Regions from separate parts of the Homo sapiens genome. Here region 1 is linked to region 2. A link is a contact called in ENCODE Hi-C or POLR2A ChIA-PET data. All regions are on one chromosome and are shown on one strand. Each heading gives the region's core, a stretch centred on a gene start or an enhancer-like site at or near the end of the contact. The rest is flanking DNA. Distances are from core to core; before and after follow the strand shown.

Region 1 (3,297 bases), core at 44-2,543, 120 kb after region 2:
CAGGCTGGAGTGCAGTGGCACGATCTTGCCTCACTGCAACCTCCACTTCCCGGGTTCAAGCAATTCTCGTGCCTCAGCCTCCTGAGTAGCTGGGACTACAGGCACACAACGATGACACCCCACTAATTTTTTGTATTTTTAGTAGAGATGGGGTTTCACCATGTTGGCCAGGCTGGTCTCGAACTCCTGACCTCAGGTGATCCGCCCACCTCAGCCTCCCAAAGTGCTGGGATTACAGGCGTGAGCCACCGCACCCAGCCTGAAGAAGTTTTTATTATAGCAAATCCCAGTTATACATCTTTTTACTTGGAAAAAATTATGGTGGACATTAATAATTAGACAAAACACTTTGGCTTGTTGTAAGTGAAGCTAGCCATTGTAAATTCCTAAATACTAGAGTAACATAAGGAAATGAATAATTTAGAAAGATCAGTAGGACAGCGGTATACAAAATGGTTGGAGCACAGGAATTCCAATTGGTGTGGGGAAGGAAGAAAGGATTAAGAACCATAATTAGAAAGCCGCTGCAATAAGGTAACTGAGTGGCAACTGGACCCAATGGTAGTGGCCGACTTTTCTTTTTCTTGTTAAATATAGATTTTGTTAAAATTTTGAAAAATGCAAAAAAAATTGAAAAATGCAAAAATAGGAAAATAAATCACCCATTATTCCAGTACTGAAGTAAATGGTGTCAATACACTAGTTTCAGTCCGGGCTTTGTGGTTCATGCCTGTAATCTCAGTCCTTTGGGAGGCCAAGGCCAGAGGATCACTTGAGGACAGGAATTCAAGACCAGCCCACAAAATAACGAGAGCAATATAATGAGACCCTGTCTCTACAAGAAAATTAAAAAAAAAAACAAAAAATTAGTCGGCTGTGGTGGCACGCACTTGTAGTCCAGCTACTTGGGAGGCTGAGGCAGGAGGATCACTTGAGGCAGGAGTTTGAGGCTGCAGTGAGCTATGACTGTGCCACTGCACTCCAGCCTGGGCAGCCGAGTGAGACTCAGTCTCTAAAAGGAAAAAATAAGTAAATAAATAAATGTGTGTGTGTGTGTGTGTGTATACACACACAACAATTTAAAGGTGAAAACATTAATAGGGCTTGGTAACTATCCAGACACTGGCCGGAGCCAAACCAGCCTGGCCAGCCAACTGTCCCGCCCCCAAAAAGCACAGGTTCATGTCTCTATGGTTGTTCCAGCGCCGGAACATGAGGATGTACTCTCTTCTTTTGCGGAACTCTATGGTCTGAGGACGCCGCTGTAACCCCGGAAGCAATCCTGAGAGGTCGGGACCGGCAAGATGGCGGCGCGGACAGCGTTCGGTGCTGTGTGCCGGCGCCTCTGGCAGGTACTGGATTGGCTAGGGAGACTAGGAGGGCTGACCGGGATAGTTGCTTTTAAGTTTCCCTGCCACCAGCCGCTCTGCCCATCAGGATTTTTCCTGATATTTATCCCTCACCTCGCGCCGTTTACAGGAAAGTGACGAGAAAGGGGCTAGTTTTATCAGAATTCTCTCATGGAATTAAATATAAGTTAGTGAGTCCAGGCAAAGATAGGAACAAGAATAATCGTAGAATGTCAGAGCTGGAAAAGATTTTGTACTTCGTATGTTCCAAAACCCCTCCTTTCACGCTTGCAAAATAAACTGAGGCTCAGAGAAGACAGGAAATTTGCCTCGCGAAAATTAGAGGCTGAGCTGGTGCAAGATATCAGACTCTTCCCATGGAACTAAATTGAGATGCTTTCCTGGCATCCAAATTTAGATGAAGGTCTCAAGCCAGAGAAGTGGGTTAGATATCCTCTGCGCAGTTATTTGCAGGAGGAGCAAAAACTTTTCAGCAGCGGTTCTCCTGCTTTTTGGCCTTGGGACCACTTTACACTTTCGGAGTTCAGGACTCCAGAGAGCTTTTGTTTTTGTGGGTTTTTGCTATCTATATTTAGCTTTTTGGAAAATAAAACTTAAGAATATATATTGATTTAAAAGTAACACTAACTCATTACATGTTACAACTAATACTTTATGAAAAATATATTTTCTGAACAAACTGAGTAAGGAGCAGCAATGTTTTACATTTTTGCAGCTCTCTTTAATTTCTGGCTTAATAAAAGCTAGATTCAAATCTGCTTCTGTATTTAATCTTTTCCTATATCACACCTCAGGCTGTCACGGGAAAACTTCACTGTACACTGGTAAGAGAATGAGTGGAAAAGTTGTAAATGACGTTTTGGTTTTATGAAAATAGTTTTGATTTCCCGGATCCCCTGAAAGTGTCTCAGACCCCACAGACGTCCTCAGACTACACTTTGAGACCACCGTTTTTGTTTTTGTTTTTGTTTGGAGACGGAGTTTCGCTCTTGTCGCCCAAGCTGGAGCGCAATGGCACGATCTCGGCTCACTACAGCCTCCACCTCCCGGGTTCAAGTGATTCTCCTACCTCAGCCTCCCGAGCAGCTGGAATTACAGTCATGCGTCACCATGCCCAGCTAGTATTTGTATGTTTAGCAGAGACGGGGTTTCACCATGTCGGTCAGGCTGGTCTCGAACTCCTGACCTCAAGTGATCCGGCAGCCTCGGCCTCCCAAAGTGCTGGGATTACAGCCTTGAGCCACCGCACCCGGCCTGAAAACCACTGTTCTTGAGAAAAGTCAGATGGTATTAGAGATTGAAATTTTTGAACTGCTTTATTAAGACAAATTTACCCAGACAGCCCTCCCTTCCAAACCACCACTCCCCCAACACACACACACACACACACACACACACTCTCTCTCTCTCTCTCTCTCTCTCTCAAGAAATACAAAGAAAAAATGCAATTTAAAAACTTCTTGGCCGGGCACGGTGGCTCACGCCTGTAATCCCTACACTTTGGGAGGCCGAGGTGGGCGGATCACGAGATCAGGAGATCAAGACCATCCTGGCTAACATGGCAAAACTCCGTCTCTACTAAAAATACAAAAATTAGCTGAGTGTGGCGGTGGGCCCCTGTAATCCCACCTACTCAGGAGGCTAAGGCAGGAGACTTGCTTGAACCCAGGAGGCGGAGGTTTCAGTGAGCTGAGAATGCTCCACTGTACTCCAGCCTGGGCGACAGAGCAAGACTCTCTCAAAAAAAAAAAAAAAAAGAAAAGAAAAAAAAAAGAAAAGAAAAAGCAGAGGTTTATAGTGGGAGAATGTGACTGAGAAGTGTAATATTCTTGCTCCTCTTGCACAACTCGATTGTGGGGTCACTGGTGTAATTGTTGGGAGGGAATTTTCTATGCAATTTTGTCTGAAGAATGGCACATACCTCTTA
Region 2 (3,577 bases), core at 730-3,229:
CTTTTTTGCCGCTGGGTGCGGTGGCACACGTCTGTAGTCGCAGCTACTCAGGAGGCTGAGGTGGGAGGATCGCTTGAGCCTAGGAGTTCAAAGTTGCAGTGAGTTATGATTGCACCACTGCACTCCAGCCTGAGTGACAGAGCAAGACTCTGTCTCAAAATAAATAAATAAAATAAATTGAGGAGTTTTCTTTTTTGCCCATATTTATCACTCAGGAAAGGTGACCTTTCTGAAGCTTCTTATGTGGTGTGTGAAGAAGAAACAAAGCTAATACGGGGGGAAAATGCTACTTTTAAAAGAATAAATAGATTAATCTATGGGCTGATAAGTAGACGTTGAACATGGCAGCAATATTCATGTTTTGACAAATTGCACATTGCCACCAGAAAGAACCCTCAACCGTCTGTGAATGGGCCTGGTGAACCCTCATCCCTCTCTCTGCCTGCCCTCCCTCCAAGGTAGTCTTGGGGGTACTTAACACATCCCTTAAAGCTGTCACTCCACACTCCTTATGAGCTAGAGCAGTAATGGGGTGGTGTGTCTGAGTCACAAAAAAAATGTGAATCATTCTTGAAATGAGGGAGCCCTGAAAATATGAGTAATTTCTGTAGCAGGTACAGGTAAGAAATGGTTGTTTGGTTGTGACTGGCAACTGCTATGCAATTTCTGATTTTGACTTGATTGCTGTTGTTTTGAGGATAGGACAAGACTTAGCCCTGGGGTGGGTGCAGGGTGGAAAGACGTGGTGCCATTTGGACACAGTTCTTGCCTTTGAGCACTTCATACCCTAAAAGAGGTCAAGACATGTTGATGGTCGCAGAAAACATGTTGGTTTGAATATGTATTAAGTAGTAAACTGAAAGATAGAAATCTTATTCAGCATTAAAATAGACTTTTCTTAATCACGTATCTGATTAAATTCTGGTGGCTCCAGGGCTCAGCCACAGGTAGTGTCCAGATTCTCTCAGTCTACCTGGGAAAGAGCACTGGGCTAATTCATACATTGTGTTTCTGTTTACACATCTGTTCTCAGGAGAGCTACTTGTTCAGGGCCTGTTGTCTTTGTTGATCTGTCAGTCTGCATGGGTTTGGCTGAGGCTTGATACCTGCTATGAAATTCAAGGTTTGTTAAATAGAAACATAAACACACTTGTGAAATATCCTTATGTGCTTTTATTAGCTCAGAAAAGTAATCCAAGAAGTAAAGAAACAACATAATAGAATTTGCTTATTGTTTTTTGCAGCTTTGGGTACAATTCGTAGCTATTGAGTTTCCTGGGTTCAGAAGTAGTTGCTGCCTGAGGACTGATTGGACATTAAGACTTGATGTTTCAAAAGTGGGTTGGTTTTCCGACCCTGCTATTATATTGTGAGTTGGGGACGGAGGAGATGAATAGGAAAAGATGAAGGAAAAAAGGAGCAGAGGGTGGTACAAAAACTGATGGAAACAGTAAATAGGCAAGGAGGTGAAGCAGATGGAAGGAGAGACGTGGAGGACAGGAAAGACCATAGGCATGCTTTTGGCTGTAAGTAGCAGAAAAACAAAGGAATGGTGATGGAGAAACACATTTTCTCATAAACCAGAAGTTTGGATAGAGGCAGTGGTTATCTGGTATTGACCTGCAGTTCAGCAGTGACCTCAAGGATAGATAAGAGTTTTCAGTCTTTCCGCTTTGCCCTTCTTCGTGTTTTGGCTTTTCGGCCGAGTGCTGCTGCTTTCGTCAGTCCTGGCAGTAGCATGTGTTCACCCCTAGTTGCAAGAAAGGCTGGGAAAAAGATGATTTAGCTTTTCCAGCCTCTCTAGTGGAGGTGGGCAGGAGAGGTTAGGGATTACTGGTGGGTTAGTCAGCCAACTGTCTGGCACAGACCAATTGTGAAAAAAATATAAAGATAAACAAATATACATTGAGTCACCACCACAAAAAGCTCACGTTCCTGAGAAGTTCCTGAGTGTGGGCAGTGCAGAGAGTCCCATGTGGGAACCCTGGTATTATGGTGCGGAAGGACCTCTGGTAGGTCCCATTCTAGCCACATGGTTGATTACTACCAAGATCTGGATGCAGGATGGCAGGCTGGGTGCAGGGAGAGCCGTCATAAATCCTGAAGGACTCCTAGGAATGGTGTGTGAGGAAGGGAGGTGGCAGAGGGAGCACCACGTGAGTCTACCTTTGATCTGGTTTCCAGCTCATAATTCTCAGAAGTAACACTGCTGCTTTCCAGAGGTGAACAGGAGAGTGCTTGTTAATTTCTTTAAAAATTCCATTCTAATGAGCATATGCATTTAATTTAGTACTCACTTTCTGGCAGTAGTTCTTAGAGCCTGACACTTCTTTAGCACCATTTTGAATTTCATACCTCTGTGCACATGCGTGTGTGCGGGCGTGCATCCCCCTACCCACGTCCCGTGACCCAGGTCTCCTTTTCTTCTCTCTGCCTCAGAAGAATCCCAGTCTTGTTCAGAAGACCGGTTGCCCATTTCCCTACCCCCAAGTTTCTTCCTTCCCTCTCTCCTGTGCCTGAGCCATATGGTGACCCTCCTTTCCCCATGGTGCCCAGCAGAGGCCAGCTCTGACACGTGGCTAGTGCTGCTTTTGGTCGTTTGGTATTGTTTTGGGTCCTGCCACTTCCTCACAGCAGTGAGCCAGGTGCCTTTGATCAGAAAAATGTAAGCCAGCTGATTTCAATGTAACTCCTCTGGAGCAGGACTTCCTAGACCTTCACGTGCCCACAATCACCTGGGGGCTCTTGTTAAAATCCAGACTCTGTTTCAGGAGGTCCAGGGTAGGGCCTGAGACTCCGCATCCCTAACATGCACCTAGGTGCTGCTGCTGCTGTTGCTGGTCCAGGTAGCAAGGGTCTCAACCCTCAACCCTGGGGATCTTTTAATAAATATCAATGTTTGGACCTTATCCTAGATCAGTTGCCTCAGAATCTCTGGTTGATGGGGCCTGGGCATCAGCCTGTGAAAGCTCATCGGGAGGTTTTCATATGCCAAGGTTGAGAACCATTGATCTGCGGCTTTCCCACCTCCATGCCTTTGCTTATGCTATCCCTCCTGCTTAAGCTCCTCCCCTGCTTCCCCATTAGAAGGCTGTGTGTCCTTCAAGGCTCTGCTCAGAGGCCATGTCTCCTTGAAGCCATCTTGATGCCCACTGTTGATATCACTTCCCCTCCACTGAGCTCTCACATTACGCGTGCCTGTCTGTGGCTCATTTTGCCTCCGGATAGTGGTTTGAGCGTGGCTGCCTCTCCCAGTAGACTTGGTGGGCCTTGAGGATGGGGATCACACCTGCTCATCTGCAGGCGGGGACTCAATAAATAGGAGCAGAGCAGATTGTTCCTGAACCCAGAGAAAAACCGCAGGGGCCTCAGACCTGCTCCAGCTAACCTCCTTGAGGATCAGGAGCGGTATTAGAACTTGAGCCTGGCTTTTCCAAGAGTAAAAGACCAAGTGGAAAAAGATGCTTCAGCTGTTGAAGAAGATGAAGGGTATTACAGTTCCTGCTCCCTGGCCCTCGGGCTGCACACAGCTGGTCCAGCCCCACTCTGAGAGGGGTCTTCTGGCCCCTACCCATTG

What was found. A loop is a pair of places that touch in the nucleus more often than their neighbours do. ChIA-PET counts read pairs that join two places held with the same protein, here RNA polymerase II (POLR2A). Pooled maps may share reads with other maps.
Region 1: a loop to region 2 is called in a map of IMR-90, with 2.2 times the contacts of the local background. The contact joins the promoter of MRPS10 here to the enhancer-like site in region 2. A Hi-C loop is called at or near these places in 2 of 168 maps with a recorded cell type or tissue (IMR-90 and PC-9), 1 of 37 single-sample maps with no recorded cell type and 11 of 50 pooled maps. POLR2A ChIA-PET finds 5 or more read pairs at or near these places in 2 of 52 experiments (MCF 10A and activated T-cell).

What each region holds. Positions count from the first base shown.
Region 1 is chr6:42,215,857-42,219,153 of GRCh38, reverse strand. MRPS10 (mitochondrial ribosomal protein S10) reads left to right here and starts at 1,293. Exons shown (of 7, transcript NM_018141.4): 1 at 1,293-1,352. The coding sequence starts at 1,305. RefSeq lists enhancers at 1,126-1,405, 1,977-2,578, 2,579-3,181.
Region 2 is chr6:42,337,198-42,340,774 of GRCh38, reverse strand. The region is part of intron 3 of TRERF1 (transcriptional regulating factor 1); the gene reads left to right. Among named protein-coding and RNA genes, the nearest start is that of TRERF1, 110 kb to the left of the region's middle. Within about 2 kb of position 1,979, at least 6 of the 41 ENCODE cell types and tissues checked have a DNase peak (open chromatin) inside an H3K27ac peak, as active enhancers do; they include PC-9, where a contact is called at or near this core.